Regions from separate parts of the Homo sapiens genome. Here regions 1, 2, 3, 4 and 5 are each linked to region 6. Evidence: chromatin loops called from intact Hi-C (ENCODE). Cell type or tissue: heart left ventricle. All regions are shown on one strand.

What was found. Hi-C counts contacts between places; a loop is a spot of excess contacts. Peaks named below come from ENCODE experiments on the same cell type or tissue, not always from the same donor. Only the 100,000 strongest peaks of a DNase experiment are listed, where the experiment ranks them.
Region 1: a loop joins it to region 6, with 3 times the contacts of the local background. A loop is called at or near these places in 56 of 110 quality-filtered maps.
Region 2: a loop joins it to region 6, with 4 times the contacts of the local background. A loop is called at or near these places in 30 of 110 quality-filtered maps.
Region 3: a loop joins it to region 6, with 6 times the contacts of the local background. A loop is called at or near these places in 4 of 110 quality-filtered maps.
Region 4: a loop joins it to region 6, with 4 times the contacts of the local background. A loop is called at or near these places in 19 of 110 quality-filtered maps.
Region 5: it touches region 6 in a loop (3-fold over the local background); 64 of 110 quality-filtered maps call a loop at or near these places.

The regions. Positions count from the first base shown.
Region 1 is chr14:89,403,439-89,407,438 of GRCh38, forward strand. All of the region lies in intron 2 of FOXN3 (forkhead box N3), which reads right to left. Among named protein-coding and RNA genes, the nearest start is that of FOXN3, 12 kb to the right of the region's middle. In heart left ventricle, no CTCF peak of the experiment used is centred here; no DNase peak of the experiment used is centred here; H3K27ac peaks cover 198 bases.
Region 2 is chr14:89,184,213-89,188,212 of GRCh38, forward strand. All of the region lies in intron 4 of FOXN3 (forkhead box N3), which reads right to left. Among named protein-coding and RNA genes, the nearest start is that of FOXN3-AS3, 160 kb to the right of the region's middle. In heart left ventricle, CTCF peaks have their summits at 1,860 and 2,918 (motif pointing left); no DNase peak of the experiment used is centred here; H3K27ac peaks cover 2,764 bases.
Region 3 is chr14:89,700,171-89,704,170 of GRCh38, forward strand. No RefSeq gene overlaps it. Among named protein-coding and RNA genes, the nearest start is that of FOXN3-AS2, 130 kb to the left of the region's middle. RefSeq lists a silencer at 1,495-1,554. In heart left ventricle, no CTCF peak of the experiment used is centred here; DNase peaks (open chromatin) are centred at 1,621 and 2,151; H3K4me3 peaks cover 1,589 bases; H3K27ac peaks cover 1,886 bases.
Region 4 is chr14:89,617,356-89,621,355 of GRCh38, forward strand. LOC105370617 (a long non-coding RNA gene) reads left to right here and starts at 1,962. Exons shown (of 6, transcript XR_944131.3): 1 at 1,962-2,118. It also overlaps a transcript of FOXN3 not described here. RefSeq lists enhancers at 1,206-1,707, 1,708-2,207 and a silencer at 1,601-1,980. In heart left ventricle, no CTCF peak of the experiment used is centred here; a DNase peak (open chromatin) is centred at 1,886; H3K4me3 peaks cover 2,817 bases; H3K27ac peaks cover 2,144 bases.
Region 5 is chr14:89,426,914-89,430,913 of GRCh38, forward strand. It overlaps LOC107984635 (a long non-coding RNA gene), which reads left to right and starts at 1,441. Exons shown (of 2, transcript XR_001751025.2): 1 at 1,441-1,507; 2 at 2,425-4,000. It also overlaps a transcript of FOXN3 not described here. RefSeq lists an enhancer at 1,591-2,790. In heart left ventricle, no CTCF peak of the experiment used is centred here; a DNase peak (open chromatin) is centred at 1,903; H3K4me3 peaks cover 2,485 bases; H3K27ac peaks cover 2,640 bases.
Region 6 is chr14:89,038,614-89,042,613 of GRCh38, forward strand. It overlaps LOC105370615 (a long non-coding RNA gene), which reads left to right. Exons shown (of 3, transcript XR_944128.3): 1 at 1-3,166. Among named protein-coding and RNA genes, the nearest start is that of TRA-AGC15-1, 62 kb to the left of the region's middle. RefSeq lists a silencer at 1,806-1,865 and enhancers at 2,166-2,285, 2,337-2,893. In heart left ventricle, CTCF peaks have their summits at 1,914 (motif pointing right) and 2,118; DNase peaks (open chromatin) are centred at 1,928, 2,208 and 2,816; H3K4me3 peaks cover 1,087 bases; H3K27ac peaks cover 810 bases.

The DNA.
Region 1 (4,000 bases), 360 kb after region 6:
TCCGCCCCACCTCGGCTTCCCAAAGTGCTAGGATTACAGGCGTGAGCCACCACGCCCAGCCTAAACTCATAACTTTCAAATAGGAGGTCAGAGTGCCAACTTCCTATGTTATTTACTGCAGAGAATTATCCTGCAGCCAAAATGATTTCAAAGGGAAATCCCAGCCCAATGGGGAAGGTTCTGAAAACCATTTCTTGCTGGTTGGATATACAGGCAGTACATCGATGAAGTATCTGGTAGACCTATCCAGGTGCCACAAAGCCCTACCAAAGAGAATGCAACATTTTCTCAATAGGAAACAGGGGGAGATACTGGACAGATACATTGATAGGGCCCTCGGGCCCAGAAGCTTTCCCAGCAGCCTCAGACAGACCCCTATCCAGGTTAGTGGCATCTTCCTGGCCAAGTCACTGTGAGGAGTAGAAAGGTAGTGTATCCATGAAGGGCCAGAAAAGCAACGATGTGAGACAGAAAACAGAGAATACAAAGGGCATACAGCAGTGGAGTAAGAGCTTCTGCTAGAGAAGTTCCACTAGTGAGAGGGAGACTCTGAGGGGAGGGCTCGCTGGACCATGAGTGCCTTACAGGCAGTGGCCATGGTACATTCAATTCTGTATTCTTTTAGCACTTAGTAGGTACTTTAAAAAGTTTGTTGAATAAATGAATGAATGAGCAGACAAATGAAAGGTTTGCCAGAGCAAGACAACGGAAATGTGCCCCCACCCAAGACACCTACTGACTGGAAGAAGAAGGAACGAACAGTCTGGAAGGAACAAATCAGCAGGATGGGGCTGCGCACGGTGGCTCACGGCTGTAATCTCAGCACTTTGGGAGGCCGAGGCGGGCAGATCACAAGGTCAGGAGTTCGAGACCAGCCTGACCAACAAACACCCTGTCTCCACTAAAAATACAAAAATTAGCTGGGTGTGGTGGCACGCACCTGTAATCCCAGCTATTCAGGAGGATGAGGCAGGAGAATCGCTTGAACCTGGGAAGGCGGAGGTTGCAGTGAGCCGAGATTGCACCACTGCACTCCAGCCTGGGTGACAGAGCGAGACTCTGTCTCAAAAAAAAAAAAAAAAAAAAAAAAAATCGGCAGGATGGGTCAGGGAGCTGCGCTTTCTTGGGATCACAGGATGCTGGTATGAATGGCTTCCTATTCCAGGGCCTGTGACAAGGGAGTATTTTTATTTCTGGCCCCTCAGAGACCCTGGTAAACTCTCAACCTTCTGAGGTGACATAGCCTATAGCACAGACAGCAGAAAGCAGCCCGCCTGGCAGTAGGCACCGGTGAGAAGGAGGCCGTCTTCAGGGAGAGCCATTTCCGACGCTGGACAAGGCAGCCCCAGGTCGAGGATGAAGAGGATTGTCACTTCACCCAGAGACCACAGAGGAGTCTCACACACATTACAAAATTACATGTTCCACCCCACCCAACATTACACTAATTCTTAGGAATTTACACATCCGAACCAGACCACACTGTCTTCCAATGAGCATTATTTATCCAAAAAAATAATAATAATAAGTCATCTCTTCCTCCTAAAAGGTCCATCAATGAGACAGGTAGGTTGACTGGTGTCACGGTTAGGGGAAATGCTCTTGATTCTGCATTCACAACACCAAGAAGAGAAAACTAGAAGCAACTGCTCACGTGGGGTGCTGACACATAGAGGTGCAACCTCAGTTTCTTTTTTTGTTGTTGTTTTTCTTTTTGAGACAGAGTCTCACTCTGTCGCTCAGGCTGGAGTGTAGTGGCGTGATCTTCACTCACCGCAACCTCTGCCTCCCGGGTTCAAGCGATTCTCCTGCCTCAGCCTCCCAAGTAGCTGAGATTACAGGCGCCCGCCACCAGACCCGGCTACTTTTTGTATTTTTAGTAGAGACAGGGTTTCACCATGATGGCCAGGCTGGTCTTGAACTCCTGGCCTCAAATGATGCCCCCGTCTTGGCCTCCTAAAGTGTGGGATTACAGACGTGAGCCACCACACCTGGGTGCGACCTCATTTTCAAAACTGCCTTTGAAAAAGAATCTCATCTACCGAGAGCAAACGTGAAGAGAACAGCAAATTAGAGACAATTTGTATCAACAGTGTACACGCAGGGAGAAAAGCTTCCTCACTTGGCTCTGATGCCACTGAAGGGGTCCTATGAGGCAGGGGGCTCAGGATGGAGCCTGGAAACCGGAAGCTGAGCAGACAGTTGTGTGCTCTGTGCAGATGCAAGAACTTTACATGTGCTGACAATTGAGCCCCATCTCAACGGTACAAAAATATACTCTGTATTTGCCTTTCTCTATCCTGTGCCCCCAGAGTTAATTCTGGGTTTATTTGGGTTATTTCAATCCCCTATAACCCATATTCACAGGATATTTAAAGGAAGCACAGAGAGATCATCTACAATGTCTGCTATACTGAGAAGGCCTAGGCAAGCACCAGGGGTAAGCACATGCCCTTCAGAATTGGAGGGAATCGGGCCAAGCATGGTGGCTCACAATTGGGAGGATTACTTGAGGACAGGAGTTCAAGACCAGACTGGGCGACACAGCAAGACCCCACCTTTACTAAAAATATATTATTTCTGGAGACAGGATCTAGCTCTGTCACCAGGCGATCTTCCCAACTCAGCCTCCTGAGTAGCCGGGACTACAGGTGCGTGCCACAATGCCCAGCTAATTTTTTTATCTTTTGCAGAGATGCAGTTTCATCATGTTGCCTAGGCTGGTCTCAAACTCCTGGGCTCAAGTCATCTGCTTGCCTCGGCCTCCCAAAGTGCTGGAATTACAGGTATGAGCCACAGTGCGCAGCCCTACAAAAAAAAAAAATCTTGAAATTAGCTGGATGTGGTGGCATGCACCTGTATTCTCAGCTACTTGGGAGGCTGAGTCAGGAGGATCACTTGAGCCCAGGAGTTCAAGGTTTCAGTGAGCTATGATCATGCCAGTGTACTCCAGCCTGTGTGACAGAGACCCTGTCTCAAAAATAAATTAAATCAATAATTTTTAAAAAGTTGGAAGGAATTAGGTTCCTTCCAATTAGGTTCCTAGTAAGTTCTGCACTTGCTAGCTGTGCAACTTCTAGCAAGTTACTTAACCACTCAGAGCTTAACTCATCATCTATTTTAAGAAAGAAAATAATAGGGCCTACTTCATAGGGTTTAGTGAGGAAGAAATCAGATACTGCATATGGAAAGCACAAAGCAAGCATGCCTATATTTATAAGCTAAAATTGTATTTAAAGCACTCAGCTCTGGATATAATAAACATACTTTTGTACAGTGTTTCCTTTATAAACCCTTTGATGACAATGTTTTTTGTTCAAGTAGCAAGAGGAAAGGTTAAAAAAAAAAGGCACAGAAATAGAAATACACACATACCTTATAATCCAGTCTGGAAAAAAATAACTGCATTCTACTTCTCATTTACAAGTACTCAGAGAGGTTAGTACATGCTAATCTTACACTCCTAAGTAAGACCTGTATTTAGGGAGTGTAAAACTTAATCCCAGACATTAAAACTCTACCTTAATTGATTTAGGCACAGATCATCCATAGACGAAATGAAAAAAAAAAAAAAAAAACTAATGAGAAATTTTATAGAGTAGGGAACAGTGACCTCATGTGAACCCATGGCTCAATCTCAGCTTCCCCAAGAGGGGGATGACCAGGCTTCTGGAAGTGATATATCCAGAATGTGACCCAGACGTTCGTACTTCCTTCCATTTGACAGGAAATAGAAGGAGAGAGAGAAGCAAGTTACACGAAATCACAAGGAAGTAAACAGAATGCAAGTACTCTATAGTGTAAGCCATGGGTCTCTTTTAACAGGGAAGGGAATGAAAAAGGAAAGAGGGCATAGGAGTGCTGCAGACTGACACAGACAGGAAACATCACAAAAGGCACTGCAGGAACCACATTTGGACCCTAATTCAAACAAACATTTTGTAAACAGGGATATCTGAATATGGACCTGGCATTAGGCAACACCAAATAATTGTTCATT
Region 2 (4,000 bases), 150 kb after region 6:
TTGTGCATAGCATGTCATATCAGAGCCACCCTTGCAGCAAAAACACCCAAAACACGTAAAGTTGGACAAAGATGAGGGAAGCCCTGGAACAGGAGCAGAGCAAATCCAAGTTAGGGAGCGCAAGTTCTTCTTAACCCTAGCATGGTTGTCAAGCCATCTGCCAATCAAGGAAGAAAAGCACCCCTGGGGAGAGTGTGGCATGACAGAGTCCTCTGCCCAAATACTCAGAACATGTAAGCATCAGGCGCATGGCCAGCAGAGAGGAAAACTAGGAAAGGAAGCCAGTCGTCACCAAGTTCCTACTGGAGACCACGTTCTTTGGATGTTCCTTGTCTCACGGAACCCTCAGGGATGAGGTATACTGCAGTGGTTAAGAGTGTGAGCTCTGAGCCACACAGCCTCAGTTTGGCCTTGCCCCGTTACTGGCTCTGTGGCCTTGGCCTAGTGCCTTCACCTTCCTGGGTCTCCATTTCCTCACTGGTGAAGGAGGCTTAAACATACCTTGCAGGATTGCTCTGGGGATGAAATAAGATAAGCTAGGTCAACGGCTTAGCTCAGTGGCTGGCTCGTTATGTAAGCTCATCATCGTCATCGTCACCGTCATCCTTCTGCCATCCTATATCACCTCTCCAGCATCCTCTTACTAATGATCTACAAGGATAGGGCTGAAAGGGGTCCGGACATGGGGAAATACTTTCAGCCCATTATGCTTTTTGTAGTTATTCCTAACTGCATTTACCTATTAAAACATCTTCCTGATTAATGAACAGCATTCACTTCAAAGAGAATCTCATGGACAAAGCTCTCTTGCAGCATTAATAGGCTTTCCCTGAGCTATTTCCTGAACCTCACAAGACTCCTGGCATGTAGACTCAGCTCTTCCTCTGAATCCTGCAGCTTGTTCTCAAATGAGCTGCAACTAAATGCTGCCTCTGCCAACCCTGGCACTTCTCCGTCCTCATCATTGGCAGTCTTCTCCATGGAGAGATGGCGGATGTGCTCGTGTTTGCTCACCAGCTGCCAGAAGCCAGCTGTGACACTTAACTATACCCCTGTCTTTCTCCTTTCTGTCCCCATCCCCAAGTGTCAGGAACGTGGCTTCTGAAGAACAAGTCACAGCCAGTCTAAAATGGCTCTGTTAGAGAAAGGCATTCTGAGGCCCACAGTTCACTACTCTACATTAGGAAGCTCGGTGGGAACATGAGTCCATTCTTCAGCCTTTTCTCTACCAGCAAATCTACTCTTTCCCTTCCTTTTACTCTGTTTCCCTCAGAGCATATTAAGACACCGAAAGACCAAAACCTTTACAGCCAATCTGACGCACCTGATGTACTGAAGTGCACTGGCCTCCAGCTATGTAAGACATCAAAAGGGCTGGACGTTGAAAGTCAACTTCTTCCTCGGATTTGTGGCTCTCTCCAGACAAGGCCCAGGCCTCTAGCATCATCCTTGCAGGTTAGGCCAGTTACGTATTTATCTTTTAGATGAGAGAATACCCACCCCTGAGGCTCTCAGGATGAGGGACATTGGCGCCACACTTCCCCACACTTGCCATCAGCCACGTTCTCTGCAGTTAGAGAGGGACTCTTAAGCTTTCTGGTTTTAACTAGCAAGAGGGCAACCTTCACACATAAGAAGAGAGCCAAACAGAGCAGCACTGCTCATTGTAGATGCTATGTTCTAAATGGGATAACGCAATCCTGAGAATCTTAAAAAGAAAAAAGTCTAAGGTCCAAGACAAACTCCTCCACGCTACATTGTCCCTCAGCACTTCCCCAGCTCCCCTCCTGAGGCTTAGCTTCCTTGGTTTTTCACAACTTCTAAAATTAACCTCTGAGCTCTTGCCGCTGCCTTTGGAGGGCAGCCCTGGCTAACTCTCTCAGAGGCCATAAGCTGAGCAGCAGGTGATTCCGCTAATCCTTCCCTTTCCTAAAGTCAGCCTTTCCACCTGCTTACTTGGAAGCACACTGGGGAGGGGGCTGGCACGGGGAGACACAGCCTATTTCCTAGTTGTCTTCCCTCTGCTGTGCCTGGTGTGTCTGACATACATCCCAGTTCCAGGCAGGGGGAGGAACGCCTTCCCCCAATCCCTCCCCTTCCCTCGTTCCATTTTGTTGTTTTGTTTATTATCTAGTTTGTCTCTGGGAACCTTCCAACCAGGGATTATATAAGCCTTTGAAGATGAGTAATGGAGATCTGGCTTCTCCTGACTAACAAGTCCTCCATTGGGGTTAAAGCTGACTCACGGGGCTTGTCAAACGGGAACTGCAAAGCAGGTACTGAAGGAGATACTAGAAGCTGGAATGAATCTACATAGCCATTTTGAGGGTGGAGAGGGTGGGGTAGGCAGATGGATTTGACTGGAGCATAATCCAAAGTCCAGGGGGTAATGAGCCAGCCATGTCCCATGCTGACTGTTCTGAAGGCAGCATCCTATAGAGCGCGTGAGACATGGTGGCTCTCCTTGCAGAATGTTTCCTATGCTGCAAACGGGCAAAGTCTAAAAGGGCTAATGTCACATGCACAGCGGATGCTGCCAGGAGGACAAAATGTTGTAGCCTGAGGTTTTTATTAGGTGCACACTGCCGCTGCACTGCAAGTGAAGCATTAGACTGAAATGAGAGGTGGAGGGACCCCTAGGGACTCCAGCCCAAGCAAGACATGGTGTGCTGGGCTCCCTTGGGGCAACACGGACCCTCCAATGATAAAGAGGCTTGCTCTGCCTGGGGCTCTCACCAGAGTCTGAGCCATTTCCTTTGTGCAACCTAGTCAGCTTCAGACCCTGGACTGTGGCCAGTCTGCCGGCCTTGAGCTACCTTTACAGATGCTGAGCAAGGGTAGGAGGAAGAGAAAAGATCTAAGTGGCTGCCATCTGGTGACCTGGAGTGGCTATGAAGGGTGAGGACAAAGGAAAAGCCTTCCAGCTATCCAGGCCAGCCTCTATCTGCTGGGAGCAGAACAGCAGCAGAGACTAGGTTGGTGGCCCCCATGCAAGCAGGGGCATCTAGCAGCCCAAGAGGTGAAAACAAGGGGCTATAAATAGCACCGCACGAGGAAGCTCTATCAACAGAGCCCAGCCATAGCACCAGCCCACGGGGGAATACAGGCAGGCTCTGCGCAGACAGGAAATGTGTTGCTCTCCGAAGCCACACTCTCCACTCATGGGCAGTGGCAGGACCCCTCAACCTAGAGAAGACCTGGGATATATCCACACTGGGACACAGGCACACAAACACCCCTACATAGGCTGCCCACACACCATCACTGTGGCTGGCTGGCTGTTGCCTTTAACCATTTTTGCACAGGAATAGCCTCTCACTTTTTCCAGGCCTTGGGCGATGCCGGCAGGGCAGGGGATGACTGCCTAATCATTCTGCCTGTAATGCTTCTCCCTTAAGAAGGCAAAGGACTGCCTCAAATCCCAAGGCAAATAACGTTATGCAATATAAAATGAAAAGAAAGGTGGCGGGGGTAGGGGGCACGGAGAAAGAGTGAAGCCAGAAAGAGCTAACCACAAGCTGCAGATACATTCCTCTGGTTGGGTTTATGGGGAGGATGGGCCAGCTGGCTTCCCAAGTGCACAGAGAAGACGCTCCATGCATCTTCACTCCCTTGCTAAGGAACTGCTCCAATCCTTGGGGTCCTTACAACCTGCTCCTTGACTGTACTTGCCCTTGACCTCCAGGGCATTGAACCAGGGCTGGCGGTCAGATGGGACGGTGAATGCAAAGGTAGACTCCCTACTTTCTGCCCAGTCTTCACATTTACTTCTCTGTTATTCCTGTCCATGAGCGTCTCCTTCTGTGACCTTTGTAGGCACCCCGGGTTCTTTCCTTCCACTGTCTTGGAGCCCCGTTCTTGGCCTGGGGCTTTCATGAAGGCTGTGGCTGGATTTCTCACACAGCGGTAATAGCCTTCTAAAAAAAAGCCTTCTAAAAATGAGCCTACAGCTTCAAAACATGAACACTGAGCTTGTAAAACTCAAATTCAGCATTTCAAT
Region 3 (4,000 bases), 660 kb after region 6:
GTGCTAAACATAAAACTATTCTGTTCAGACTTTTGGTTTAGCTTTCTGAATTTATCTTCTACCCTCCACCATGCAAATTAAAGGTTCTGTTTTGATACTGGGAAAAAATGATCTAAGATTAAGAGGACATTGTGTATATGTGTGTGTGTGTGTGTGTGTGTGTATAAATTAATTTTATATGATCACTTGTCCAAACACAATCACGTTTTCAAACTAAAAAGTGTGTCAAAGTGGTTTTAGAAGAAATTAAATAGTCTGGCAAGATGAAGAATAAAAAAGTTCCAAGTGAATGATCCTTTGGAGTGGAAAAAGGTTAGCTGTGAATATGCTTTTGAAATATACTACAGGGGATTCTCATCCCAAGATTATGGTCGTTCATGCCTCTAGGTTTAAGTGTTGCTCAATCAGCAAGGTGCTCAATTCACAGTGATTGCTGCGCATTTCCTTGTTGATCAAGAAAATGCAGAATCTCAGCGCAGACACATTTACCAGCACATTTACCATCAAAATGAATATAAGAAATAAGATTTTGATTTAAATTTTCCAGTTGCAGCAGATCGAGAAAAATATGTGCAGGAGAGGATTCCATTTGAAAAGCTCTGATTCAAATAAGTCCAAAGAGAATGCATCTCTATGTACCTAATGTTGCCTTCGAATTAGACAGTAAGCTTTTCTCGCTCAGAGCCCTTGTCAATTTGATTAAACTCACAAACATGTGACTGACTCCGCCTCTATTAAAAACACTCAAGCCAGAGAACGACTGAGAAGCGTGTGGCTTTGTCTTTGTGAGTGGGTCTTTTGGCCAAGCGATCATTACACTAGCTAAATGGGTGTACGGTTAAATTTAATACTCCACAACTGAATTCTCCAATCGCAGCTCACTGCAAAAAGTGATTTAGAATAATGCAAATTTGAGTCCAGAATCTAGAACACCCTTCCAGGCACGGAGGTTTTCCGTTTAAATGGCCCTCGGGAAATAACACTGATTTTCAAAGTCGTTTTAAAAGGCAGCTTTTGGCAGCTGCTATCTTTTGCATATTCTCTTTCCGAGATTAAAGAACCTTCAGGTGACAACACCTAGGGTAAAAGGATGGGACATCAGGCTGCAGACGTGCGTATGCGTGTGTGCACACGCGTGCAGTCTTGACTAGGTGTGGAAAAAAGGTCCGAAGAGATTCCAAAATCAAAAAAATTCCCTTGGCCTACTCCGGCCCCGAAGACCAACTCAGACCCCACCAGACAAACTGGAAAGTCTCCAAGCTCTCAGTCGCCCCAGTCGGCGGGGGAGTGAGTGGGGCCGACCGGCCTTGCGGCCCTGCCACCTTTCGGGGCGACTCGGTTTCTCCACTGACACCCCCGGGCGCGAGGTCTGGTCCATCCCGGAGTGGGAGCTAGGCAGGGACGCCACCTGGCAGCCCACTCTGGGCCCCTGGCCCGCGTTTCCCGCAGGCGCCGGCGGCGTCGGGCGCGGCCGCCGCGCTGCCATGGCAACGGCGGTCCGCCCCCCCCCCGCTTCCCGGCGCCGGCGCGCCAGCGGGGCGGGGCGGGGCGGGCGTTGCTAGGAAACCGGCGGCGGGCCGCCTCCGCGGCGCGGTCTCTCGGCTTCCACCCTTCACCTACTTCCCCTGCGGGGCCGGAGTGGGGGAGGGTCGGGGGAGGCCATCGGGAAGCCACGTGGTGGCCCGGGGCCTCGCGGCTCATTCTGCGTTGCGCCGTCCCTTCCAGGTCGAGTTGACGGCCTTTTCCCCCTTGGCGTACAAGTATTGAGTCCCGCGCCCTGGGAGGGAGACGGCGCTCAGCAAATTTAGATGAATGCAACGCTTCAACGTGGGCTCTCGACCTCTGGTCCCCCATCCCCTGCCGGCTCTATTAGGACAATGAAGTCCCCAAACTCCACTGGAGGGTTCTTCACCCACTCTTCTTCCCCTCCAAAGGAACCATCTCTTGAACTTCACGAAATCCAGGAGCAATGCTAAGCGTTTTGTATACATCACCTCATTTTCAATCCTGTGAGGTGGGAGCTGGGAACTTCATTTTAACAGGAATAAAATGTGGCCTACAGCTGGTTGGGGTGGAGCCAGGACTTGAAGTCCAGTTGTGCTTATTAACTTCAAGTGTCTGCCTTTTTATAATGCTCAAGTTCGTCCTCTCAGCTGCCTCTTGGCTAGCCCAGCATCCCCCTTTGCTGTCCAAACACCCACACCAGCCAGGACACACTGTCTGGAACATGGTCTGACAAGGGGATTAAAAACTTGAAATCAAGGTTGTCCAAAAAATCTGGGGCATACGGTTTATGTTGATGTATCATTGATAATTTACAGATGTCCCACTCTGTAATGTACTACCAGAATAACCACTTATGATCATCAAATTCTTAGGAAATGAAAATCCAAACCAAAGACAATTGACTCATGGTAGGTACTCCATTCTGGGCTTTAACATTTTTTTTTTTTTTTCTTGTAAACCATAGCTGTTCACTAAGTGTTTTTTTTTTTTTTTTTTTTTCTTTATTTCCTTGTCACTGACTTGAAGCTCGAGAGTGTATTTTCTACTAGGGAACTGTCTTGGGTTGCCAAGGATTTGCGTGCAAGCAATTTATTAAGGAAGAGCTTCCAGGAGAAACTAGAAAGGGAAGCAGAATAGGAAAGAAGCAGCCAAGCAAGGGAGCAATTTAAGGTGAAGTTCCAGCCCCAGCAAGATCCCCAGCTAGTTCTGGAGCATAAATTAGAATTTATCCCAACTTGAGGCAAGGGAGCTGGGGTTTTCATAACCCTGCACCAATTAGTCACTGGCTATAGTCTTTCCTGGAAAGGGTGGGGGGACAAAAATACCTAGCACTTCTGGTTCTGAGGTGAGTCTGGGTGAGTCTAGGCACTTAATTTAGACGCGTTAAGTGAGTCTAGGTGCTTAATACCTCTTCTGCAGTGAAGTGGCTCCTATAGATTAAGGGAAGGAAGTTCTCTGAAGGAAGGGGTATGAACCTTTAGGAGTAAACCACTTAGAAGCTGGGGCTAGGGGCAATGAACTGGAAAGGGGGATATGAAGGGATCTGGGCAGAGCACCAACAACACCCATGACAGTCCACCCCCTGCACCACTTAGATCCACATGTGCATTAGTTCGTTCTCAGGCTGCTATAAAGAAATACCTGAGGCTGCAAAATTTACAGAGAAAAGAGGTTTAATTGGCTCATGGCTCTGCAGGCTGTACAGGAAGTATGGTGGCCTCTGCTTAGCTTCTGGGGAGATCTCAAGAAACCTTCAATCATGGTGGGAAGTGAAAGAGAAGCAGGTACATCCTACATGGCCAGGGCAGGACCAAGGAAGAGAAGGGGAGATGCTACACACTTTTAAGCAACCAGATCTTGCCATAACTCACTCATGAGAACAGCACCAAAGGGGAAATCTATTCCCATAATCCAGTTACCTCCCACCAGGCCCCCACCTCCAACACTGGGGATTACAAATCCACATGGGATTTGGGTGTGGACACAAATCCAAACGATATCAACATGCTTCTCACGTCAGTTTCACTTCATCATGTCACAGCTTATTCAAAAAAGACAGACCATAGATAGCCCTTGCTGCTGCAGCTGGTCCTAAGACAATAACATATTCATCATCTGTATTAGTTCCTTCTCATGGTGCTAACCTGAGACTGGGTAATTTATGAAGAGGTTTAATTGACTCACAGTTCAGCATGGCTGGGGAAGCCTCAGGAAACTTACAATCATGGTGGAAGGGGAAGCAAAGACATCCTTCTTCACATGGCTGCTGGAAGAAGAATGAAAGCTGAGTGAAGGGGCAAGCCCCTTATAAAATCATCAGATCTCATGAGAACTCACTCACTATCACTTGAATAGCATGGGGGAAACCACGCCCATGATTCAGTTACCTCCCACGGGGTCCCTCCTGTGATACTTGGAGATTATGGGAACTACAATTCAAGATGAGATTTGGGTGGAGACACAGTCAAATTATACCATAATCTTTCTTCCCTAT
Region 4 (4,000 bases), 580 kb after region 6:
GTGAAATGCATTCGCCTCAAAGCAGATGCCACAATCTCTCAGAATAGTGTGCAGGCTGATTTTGATTGTTTGCTTTTCATTGTCTTTTCCTTTCACTGTCACAGTTTTAGACTTAGTGCATGAAACGTGCTAATGCACAAGGCACTTAAATTATCAAAGTAATGATACAGTTAAGCATCCATCTACTGATGGTCCTTTTTTTAAAAGACTCAGATCAAAACCCGGTTAGGAATCATTATTCTAAGTTGAACAACTTTGCATTCTACAACTTATGAGCAGAAATCATTGAGAATGTATTGTAAAGTGCTGTGTATACGTGTAAGCTAGTAGCTGACGTCTGCAAAGAAATTTGTCACCAAAATGGCCTACTTTATGTGGATAGAAACAACAACAAAAAATTAAACATAAAGGTATCTCGAGCAAACTGCACCCAAATGAAAAACCGACCCTGCAGAAATCTGTGCACAAGAGGGCTATCTGAAACTACAGCACGATTTTAAAAGAAGGTTTTGGGTGACTGTTTTCATAAGTCTCAATCTAACTGACCAATCAGTGTGAGAGTTAAAGTGGGCTCCAGTCATTCGTGCAGCCTTCAGAGCTCTGCACCCTCCGAGCTGCTCTCCTCTCCAAGGCAGAGTCGGCGATCAATGAAAAACAGGGAACAAAAGGAATATAACAGGATGTCTTCCTTAGCTAAGGAAAACGATTCCCTTTTTCCTCAATGAGCCAGTCGCACCCTGCCTACGACAGCTCCACACGGGAGCTTCCAGCAGACCAGTCCTTTCGGGTGAGGCACATTTTACATTTGCAATCATGTGTCCCAACTGCTAGCAAATGTGTCACCTTAAGCACAGCCTGTGACGGAGGGCTCCCCGAGCCCAACCAATTGAAACTAATAAATTAAATAAATTAATAATCCCACAATTAAAACCTCCGGAGAAAGATTGCATTTCCCTTCCCCAAATGTCATCCCGGGAGTATAAACAAAGCATGAAAAATAGTCTCTTCAGCCTTCCCAGCCGGCAATCATGGTTTTCCCCTCAAAACAATGTTTCTCCAAAAAGAGAAATCTTCTTATTACCCTCAGTGGAAACTCATCTGTAGATGTCATATCAGGATAACCCGTTACAGTATTTGAAAAGAGGCTGAAACTGCCCATAGATTTGACACTGTTTATAATTGATAGCCAAACAGTTGCGACAGCAATGCTGTAAACTCTGCCCAGCCAAACAAACTCCACATTTAACACGTTCCTTCCTTGAAAATAAAAGTAACGCCCGGGGAGCCCACAGAAGTGTGCTTCCCTAAAAGTAATTAACAGAATTGCATCAATTATTTGATTATTTTTATAAATATCCATTTGTCTGCAATTTTTTAAAAAAAATTTTAAAAAGCGACTATCCACACATTCCTAAGAAACTTTTTTTTTTTTTAATGAACTTACTTTTGAGACAAAACTAATGAAAATAAGCAACTTGCCATGGCTGGATCTTTCCCATTTGGGCTGCAAGCTATAAATCAATCTGAAACCAGGTGGAAATAGGGGGGCGGACACCTTTAAAAAAAATCAAAGAGTGCCCCAAAATGCAGCAGCCTGAACACGGAGGGCTTCTCGTGACAATGCTAAACCCGAGCAGATTAGGAGGCAGGAAATGAGCCCCATTTTCGTTACCTTCGATCGCCTGCCCCCCCGCTGCTTCTCGCGGCCGCATTGGGGGGCTGCGGCGACGCTGGACTCGCGGGTGGCCCCGCCGCCGGGTCGCGCCGTCTCCCGGCCGAGCTGCAGCAGATCGCGGCCGGAACCCCGGCTCCTGCGCCCGGCGCCCGCCCGGGGTCGGCGGCGCGGCTCCCACCCCGGCCTGGAGCCCTGCTGGGTCCTAGTGCGCGCCGCGCGCCCGCCTCGCGGCCCGGTCTGCAGCCCGCACCGAGGGCAGGCAGCTCCCAGCGCCGCGAGTCTCCGGGCGAGGCCGCCACCCTCTCGGTCCCTTGCGAAAGCGGCCGCGGGGTGTGCGGATGAACTGGAGCTTAATGTCAAATCCTGGCACAAGATGTTCAAAAGAAAGACATTGGCTCCAACTGAACTCTTAGAAGGCAGATGCTAGGATCTGCAGCCCGAGGGTAAGCGTAGGGGCAGTACCTGGCAGACAGAGGTTTGCCGGGTGCACTGGTGACATTGGCCGTTCACAGACGGTGAGACGCGGTACGGGATCGATAAAGATAGATTTCAAAAATATAACGCTAAAAAGAAAAAAGGTTGAAAATGTGTGTGTTTAAAACAATGTTTTAAACTGTTTTTCCCAATATTTTCCCCCTGTTGACAACAGGCCCTTTTGCATTTCGCCTTCTTTTACTTTATAATATGCTCTTTTAAATAACAAAGCCCCATATGGCTAAACATGTAGTCATTTGATTTTCAAAAGACCTCAAAAATTGCATGAAAATATGCACTCATGTATCTCCTAAGAAATCAACGAGAAAGAATTAATGGAGGCATATGGCGTGCCTCATAGAGAGAACTTAATTACAAATTAAAACAAATGCGAAAATTCACAAATTCAGTAAACTGAAAGTAAATTATGATCCTAGATGTATACACAAATCAGCTCATGTACAATTAGAAAGACTGTAAATTCCAGGTTTCTCTTTCACAAAGGGAAAAGGGTGTTTGTTACATGAACTCATATCAGATTCCCCTCGTTTGCCCCCAAAAGGGCTTTCAGCAACCTCTTGGCACATTCATTTACTGCAGCCCACCTGGAAAGCAACTTTTAATCTTGCAAGTGCTCATTTAAGAGGACAATTCTATTAGCCCTTAATTCAAAATAAAAGTGCTTTAGTTAGAAAAGCCTGTTTGAAAGGCTTCAAGACTGGGAGCTTTTTTTCAGTCTTTGATATCACCAAGTTTGAAGGTCGCAATTCTGTAAAACTGCTAATAACAATGGCACTGTGGTTTACACCATAAGGAAAATCAAATATGTGCTTTCTGATTTCTATTTTTGAAGCAGAAAAAAGTCCCTTTGAAAAGTATTCTTGCCCTCCCCCTTTCCAATTTTAGCTAAACAAGTGTAATGGAAGATTTTTAGTATTAATTAAACATCAAAGGCACCTTCTCTGATGCCTTATATCCACGCCAAGAACTAGTTGTCATATGTTACACTTGTCAATCTTAAATTACTTGCACATACATCTCATGCGATCTTTACCACACCTCTGTGAGAAAGCAGATACAATAATCTGCAATTTTCAGATGAGAAATTGGAGGTCCCAAAAGGTAAAGTGACTTGTTCAAAAATCACATGGCTGGTGAGCAGAGCAGCTGGAATCCCATCCTGTCTCCGCTTTCAACAAGCCCTGTTTTTTGAGTACATCACCTGGCCTCCCAACTATCTCTCTGTAAGTACTGCGGAAAATGAAGCATCCGAAACAAAAACGCAGGTAGGTTTTTTTAGTCATCATTTCTTACCTGTCTCAGAGCAGCAATTTACCAGCAAGCAAATATGAGGCTTGTTGGAAATATGTTAGTCTCTGCTAAAATGAGAAACATGGCTAGGAAGACCCACCCACACTGGTCAGATTTCTGTCCTGGAGCTGCCCAGGGCAACCTGGCCGGCAGAAGACTTCAAACTCTGAGGCTGAGCAATGCCTCATCCCCCATATGTCTTTTTGCTCTTTATCAGAAATTAAGAACTGACTCCACTTGACACATGGAGGAGTAGTGTTTTGTCAAATTGAACCTGGGTTTCTATGAGCAGTCCCGGCACCGAAAGGCCTCAAAAACTCTGTAAATTCATATACAAGGTGGCCTATTAGTGGCATCCAGGGTGTCTCTGTCCAGACCTGGTGACCCCTGGAACTTTGATAGGTCCCTTCTCAGCCCTCCTGCACCTATGGTAAAGTCACCACCCAGTTCTGTGTGTGGCGGTCCCCTTCCTCCTCCTCTCTGCCAAAAGGAAATGTAACTTCTCTGATGACGTGTCCTTAAATATCAGCCAGGTGACGG
Region 5 (4,000 bases), 390 kb after region 6:
GGGAGACAAAATTGTGACCGAGAAATAGAAGAGGAGGGCCGGGCGCGGTGGCTCACGCCTGGAATCCCAGCACTTTGAGAAACCGAGGCGGGTGGATCACTTGAGGTCAGGAGTTCGAGACCAGCCTGGCCAACATGGTGAAACTCTGTTACTAAAAATACAAAAATTAGCCGGGCGCAGTGGTGGGTTTCTGTACTCCCAGTTACTTGGGAGGCTGAGGCAGGAGAAATGCTCGAACCAGGGAGGTGGAGGTTGCAGTGAGCTGATATCGTGCCACTGCACTCCAGCCTGGTCGACAGAGTGAGCCTCTGTCTCAAAAAAAAAAAAAGAAAAGAGAAGAAAAAGAAAAAGAAGAAAAAAAGCACAAGAGGAGGAAGGAAAAGGGGACTTTTTTTTTTTTTTTTTTTTTTGAGATGGAGTCTTGCTCTGTTGCCCAGACTAGAGTGCAGTGGTGCGATCTTGGCTCACTGCAACCTCCGCCTCCTGGGTTCAAGCGATTCTCCTGCCTCAGCATCCCAAGTAGGTGGGATTACAGGCCTCCACCACTGCGCCCGGCTGATTTTTTTTTTTTTTTTTTGTATTCTTAGTAGAGATGGGGTTTCACCATCTTGGCCAGGCTGGTCTCCAGCTCCTAGACCTCGTGATCCACCTGCCTCGGCCTTCCAAAGTGCTGGGATTACAGGAGTGAGCCACCGTGCCCGGCCAGGACTTTTTAACTGAATGAAAAGGCACTACTTGCAAAAACTCAAAGTTCAACTTCTATGTCATAATCAACAAAGTATGGTGTATCTTTGTAATAAAAAAATAAATCAACTAGATACTGAACGTCACCAACAGAGTGTAAGTGCCTTGAGGGGCAAGGGACTCTGTTTTCTCTTCTGCTCATAGCACATGGCACAGTGGTAATAAAAAATATTGATCACTTAACAGGAAAAAAAAAAAGTCTCCTTTTTATCCCTCTCTCAAGCTGGCATCTATTAACTCTACAGATCAGTCAGAGAAAAGTAGCCTCATCAACATTTTCCTCCTCCAAAGTTTTTAAGAGATTTTATTGTTTTCCTCTCTTTAGTGAGTACACCAAGTACCATAGTCTCATGGGTTTCGGTGGCTAAGTCTGCCAAAGTCTTATCCACGCCAAGAAATAACTTCTCTCGTTTTACTTTTTCAGAGGGGTGTGAAAGAAAACAATTGATTCTTCTCTCTACGAGAGTCTTTTTAAAACAAAGTAAGAGCTCTGAATTTGATGAACTCTCTGAGAAACAGAATATAGATTAAATGATTACTAACATATTTCCCTGCAGCACAAAGTTCTTTTTTGGAGATTAGCAATTTATTCCATTTATTACAACAGCCAAACCTGAAGTCTCTTTTCATTGGCTAGTCAAGTTCACCAACCCTTTCTGTTTTGAAATCCTCACTCCTTCCCAAAATAGTGTATCTTGTGCCTTTAATATTGAGGTTGAGGTGCAGGCAAAAGGTGTCCAGAAATTGTGAGACGTGACTGCATGTGAGTACTCAATCTTAAAAGGGTCGGGGCTGGAAAGGAAGCAAGCAGGTGAATTGCTAGCTCTTTCTGTGGGTATGTTCAACAGCACCTCACTTCTCTGCACTCAAAGACGTGATTCTGACTGGTTTCAAAGATTTGGCCCCCAAACAACCAGGCGTCCTTTTTAAGTTGGCATTGCTTCCAGAGAGGAATCCTGAACATGTTTCCTCTATGCCTCACACAGCGCCAGGCCAGCTGTCTAACAATATGGGTCCCGGAGGGGGTGCTGCCCACGTTGGTGACGGCAGCCATGAGTGCCTGTTGCTCGCAGCAGACGTCAGAGAGACCTCAGCGCAGGGGTCCAAGCACCTGGCCAAGGCACCCTGCGCAGGCCTCCACGCCCCACGAGTGCCTGCAGAGGCTACCTGAGGACCAAGGTGGGCATGCCACGGTGTCCTGGACTTCTGGATGGAGGCCAGTCCCAGGGAGTGAATGGCAGAGCTCTCCGGAGGCTGCCCAGGCCAGGTTCAATGGGAGGGATGAACTTCATGACATCCGTTCCAAAGAAATCCCACCTGCTACTGGCATGCCTAGGCTTGTCTTCCCCACATACCAGCCTCCCAGGCATGTCTCCAAGGGCTCAGTGAGGAGGCAGCTGCAACAGTTCGCTTTCTCTTAATGATTTGGAGTTGGGAGGCACAGAGATGGGGAAGAGGTAATGACCATTCCCAGTGATCCTGGACCTCCGTGTTGGCTGCGACCTTGAAAAGTCATGCTGTCAACCCCTTTGTAGAAAAAATGCAGTTTTCTTTGTCCGTGGAAATCTGGCCTCGCAGATTTATTTGCTGTAGCAAGTTTCTTTACCCTCATCACACTGATACTCAGAATTGAAACAGTTCAAACCTACCCTGAAACATCCTTCTCCCTCCAAATTCCAGTGACATCCTCGGTCTAAAACGCCTGGCACCATGTGGGAGCCTGGCTCCGCTGCCTCTCAACGCACTGGCTTGCTTTTTGCTTTTGAGTAGCTTGAATATCAAACCAAGCACAAAGGGAATCATACCCAGGAGTTGCTGGAAAAAGCTCATTTCATCCACCTCATTCCCCCATTCTCTCTGGCAGACACAACTGATTTTTTTTTTTTTGAAGCCTGAAAAACTTCTCATTTAAACTTGGGGTGCAAAAGGCATGTGAAGTGGGAGAGTTGCTGCCTGGACCAGCGAAGGGTTAGCCAGGGAAGGATTCAACGAAATACAAAAGCCAACACAGACCTGAAGGGGAACAGGCGGCCCCAGCAACAACTGCCAAACTGTCATTTTGCTCCGCGGCTGAACAGAAGGCTCGAGTAATGACAACCACAAAACTCATTTAAAGTCTGAAAAGGTGACTAATGAGCTCATTCATGCTGGCTATAAATTATTCACTACAACACTGATCCCACTCAAGACAAACAGTAAAGTAAACTTTAAACACAGACATCGCTGGCCTTCCAAAGTGGAACAAGTTATGCCTGTAAAAGTTTTCACAATGAGAGAGATACTTGTCTCCCCCTTGTCTATTGTCACATTCGTTCTTCTGTTTACTTTTTTTTACTGCCTTTAATCAAGTTTAAGCAGACACAGCTGTTACACATTTATTTCTCTGAGTTTTTTTCCATTAGTTATTACAAGCAATCATGATGCTCTAAAAATAGCAGCAAATTATATTCTCTAGAAATTGAAGGCTGACCTTAAAATGAAGCCCAGGTCTTCAGAAAGAATATTCATATGCACATGTTGGATAAATGACAACAATGCACAAAGGCAAAATAAAAGTACAAAGCTTTTTCCACTCTTTGAGAGGTTTTTGATTTGCTTCCAAATTTCCTTTGGTTCTGGTGGAAACAGGTTGCTTCAAAACCTTACCATACAGAACCTGCTTCCAGTGGTCATGATTCCAGTTTGAAGGATTTTCCTTCAAACTTACAATCTTAAGGCAATCAAAGAAGAAATGTTTCATTTAGGCTTTTTCAGCACAGATAAACACAGCAGCAGGTTGCTGAAAACCCACCACATTGCTGCAGACTACTTTCGGTTTCCTGTTTAATATTAAATAAAGAATTTTAGCTCTTCTGTTTTTATAAACTGTGCTATTTGCTACTACTGTCACTACTAAAAGCATTATGACTGGGTGGATAAGTAGTCCTATGATTTTCAAGCCTTCTTTTTTCTTTAATCTTAGTATCTATTTTGAAGACATCGCGAGAGTTAAGAGTCTCAAATCTGTTTAATTGATTTTTTTATTTTTAAAAGGCCCAAATAAGTACTTCCGTTAGCTCTTAGATCTCTGAACATTATGTATTTTTAAACCACTTTGAATACTTTGAAAAGGGCCACAGAAAACACTCATATTCAAATACCACCAGACGGAGGTTCTGCCTAACCAAAAGTAAAAGCAGAAAAGTTTAAAGCTGAATTGTGCCCTGCACACACCTTGAGATTGTAGGGGTGAAATGAATGGTCTTGGGCCGGGGAT
Region 6 (4,000 bases):
TATACCCAATGTAAATGACGAGTTAATGGGTGCAGCACACCAACATGGCACATGTATACATATGTAACAAACCTGCACGTTGTGCACATGTACCCTAGAACTTAAAGTATAATTAAAAAAAAAAAAGGGGGAAGATGGGAAAAGTAAGTTCCCTCAACCCTAATACAGGAAGTTGGAAAAGCCACACTGTCAGTACAGTCCTCAAATACAAGAATTATCAAACAGTAGCATCAAAAGGCACAATGGGGGCTGAGTGCAGTGGTTCTCACCTGTAATCCCAGCACTTTAGGAGGCTCAGGCAGGAGGATCACTTGAGCGCAGGAGTTTGATACCAGCCTGGGCAACATAGTGAGACCTTGTCTCTACAAAACGTAAAAAATTTGCTCAGTATGGTGGCACACACCTGTAGTTCCAGCTATCTGTAGGCTCAGGCAGGAGGATCAATTAAGCCCAGGAGTTCGAGGCCACAGTAAGCTATGATCACACTACTGCACTCCAGCCTCACAGAGTAAGAACTTTTCTCAAACAAACAAGCAACAAAAAAAGAAAGAAAAAGGCACAATGGTGTGGCTTTCTGGCATGTAATACCCTCTTTTATCTTCCTGCCTAGCTGTATGTATGCCACCACCCATCTGTTGTGTGCTCATGGCAGACATTACAAATCAATCAAGATGCTTTGCCTCAAATTGAACTTTCAGGAACACTCTCAATACTATGCTTTGGGCTCTTCAGTTGACTAAGGTTGGTATGGAATGTGAAACTTATTTGCCATCCCTATTCTTGACTGTTTAATCAAGATAATCAACTTGGGAAGATTCCTTTTTTTTTTTTTTTTTTTTTGAGACGGAGTCTCATGCTGTCACCCAACCTGGAGTACAGTGGCATGATCTCGGCTCACTGCAACCTCTGCCTCCTGGGTTCAAGCGATTCTCCTGCCTCAGCCTCCTGAGTAGCTGGGATTACAGGTGTGTGCCACCACACCCAGCTAATTTTTGTATTTTTAGTAGATATGGGGTTTCTCCACATTGGTCAGGCTGGTCTTGAACTTCTGACCTCAGGTGATCTGCCCGCCTTGGCCTCCCAAAGTGCTAGGATTACAGCCATGAGCCACCGCACCCAGCCACTTGGGAAGATTCTTCAAGTGACCATTTGGTCAAGCGCCCAAGCTTTTATGTAGGCAAACCTCCTAGTTATCCTAGGCAGGTGGTGGCCAATTCTTTTAAAGATTTCCATGGCTCTCGATACCCCCATCATACTCCAGCACCCATCCTGCCCTGGCTTATCCTGACAAAAGATTTTTTCCCCCACATTTACCTGAACTCTGTCTTCCTTGCTATTCAGAGAAAATGAAGAAGGAAAGAGAAAGAACTACAGAATTACCAGGATACAAGGAATTTGCTGTTAAGATCTTCTTAACCTTCCAGTTGCTTGGGAATCATTGCCGTAGGGTGTCTCTGTACTCAACAGAAGGGTGAAGACGTTTTAGCAACAGTAGCAAAGCAAATGATCTTGGACTTACAGTTTCTTGATTTCCGATGATTAAGCTTCTGCACATACCAACCCCAAGACAGGGTCATTCTATAACTTCTTAATAAGGTTAAGGTATTTCGACTACTTGGTCTTCAGTTTCCCTCAGTAATAGAGACACCAAGATCCTATTGCTCTCCAGCAACCAGGCAGGAGAGATTTGAGTCAGAGGAAAGCACGAGAGAGAAGTTAAGAACAGCAATTTCTTAAGTCATAAACGGAGTCAGGACTGTAAGTGTGATTTTCTGTTACCTGCCCCAGACCTCATGGAATTAAACTTTCCTGCCCTGATCCCTTGGATTCGTTTCTCCAACCCCACTCACCTAGCCCGGCCTCCCCGAAACACAAATTGGAATGGCGTTGGCTCCCGGGCACACTAGGGGGCGCCAGCGGGCTTGTTTTCCAGGATGGCCCTAAAATTCTCTCCAGCGAGGAGAGGACCATGACGGCCAGGCCACGCTTGCTCTGAAAAGCGCCGAGCGTGGAAGGGTGTCTTGGAATGGGGTCTAAAAGGGAGAACGACATCCTTATGACTTGCTTTAGGCTGCTTTCTGGATGTATTTTCAGAGCTGGGGATGAGGAGAGGTTGCGTAAAGGTGCCGGCCTGCTGCTGGCCGGGGCTGGCAGCCTTTCAGCCGCCGCGGGTGAGTCAACACCTGGGAATTGCATCCAAGGGCGGCCCTTTCAAGCTGCCTGGAACTTTCTGCCATCACACTGAGGCCACTGTTTGACCCAGTCCCGGGCCAGGGAGGCAGGAGCCGATCACGTCCCAGGGCAGTGCTTCTCCCTGGCACTGAGTCCGTGGAAAGAGGCTGGGAAGGTTCTTTCCACACTTGAGGGCTGGCGTTGGGAAAATAGGGTAGTGCTCTCCGCCCCAGTGAACAGCAAGAGCTCACTTCCCCCAGCAGACTTCTGCTCCACTGGCCTACTTTCAGCATGGAGTGGAAGGAAGCCAGCTCCAGGAGGGCAGAGGCTTCCTCTCCACCCCTCTCTTCCACAACCTTCAACAGGCGCCTTGTTCTCCCCGGCCAGGGAACTGCGGATGGTGACCATCGTTTCCCAGCCCAGCAAGGGGAAATGAGGGGAGGAAATAAACGCAGGGTTTTTATTGCCAAATATTTCTTTCCCTGGGAGGACAACGCATTCAAACCGCTGAGTGGAGATTGGAGTTAGTCCAGCCATAAACCATCTTAATGAACACTAATAGAGAACCGCAATTATTGTTGACTTCAAAATGCAAACAAGAACTTTAGACAGTGATCCCTATCAGCCGGTGAGGCCGGGCACAGATGCCGGGCGCTGTTTTTGCCGTTGCTTAGCAATGGAAAATGAACTGTTCCTGTCTGTTACCACTGGAGGTGGAGGTAGGACAATGAGCTTTATTGGACAGAATAGGTATGAAATTAGTTTATTCTTTTTCACTTGGAGAAGGCAATTGGCAGCCAAGAGAGTCACTCGGAAAAGGGGTATTTTAGAGGTTGAGGGTGACTTTCCTTCTCATTACTTCGGTAAATCCTAACCACCTTGTTTTCCTCTACAGATAAAGTTTGAACTTTTGCCGGGAGTGTCCCTCCAAAACGATCATCAATCAGACAGAATAGCTGCAAATACCAACTCACAGACCAGGTTGGGAATTAGGGTGAGGAGAATGAAATCTTGGGTGCAAAATTTAAGGGAATGCCAAAAAACTTAGTAGCCAGGATAAATAATAGTTTAATGCAATATTTTTTAAAAGTCAAAATAAATGTAAAATAACCATGGTAAAAAAAAAAATCAGATTTGAAATAAAGAGAAGCTCAATATCACTGATTTTTATTTTTCCTTTGGCTTCAGGCTTTAATATGGCACAGTGCGTCAGTGCCACAGACTTTTTACCGCACCAAACACATTTGCAACACGGACAGTTTTGGGAGCTGCTTTTTCCTCAGCAGTGTTGATGCTATGGAGTACAGAGCCCTGTAGCTGGGCAGAAGGGAGTGTCTCTTTCTGCAGTTCTTTAGTAGGCTTCTTCCAGGATAGTAGAGAGGCAAATGGTCTTGGGGAGGAACCTACCTATGCTTCCAGGGCAGTGACACAGGAAGTACTAAGGTACAGGAAGTACTAAAAACCCAGGGCTCAGCAAACACAGACAGTCAGGTGAAATTGCCCAAAACACTGTTCCTCAGACAACAGGGACAGGCCCAGAGCTGGCAGTTTATGGTAAAATTATCTCCTCTTTTGTTATTGGTATTAATAGTAACTCCTATATATTGAGAACCCTTAGGTGGAATCACATGGAATCGCCAATATTGAACCTTTTTTGACCTACAAACCCAATGTATATGGTTTAATCCAATGTATGCTGAGTATGGGAGGCTGAATAATGAACCCCAAAGATGTCCACATCCTAATCCCTGGAACCTGTGAATATTACCCTATATGGCAAAAAGGATTTTGCAGATGTGATTGAATTAAGGATTCTTTTTTTCTTATT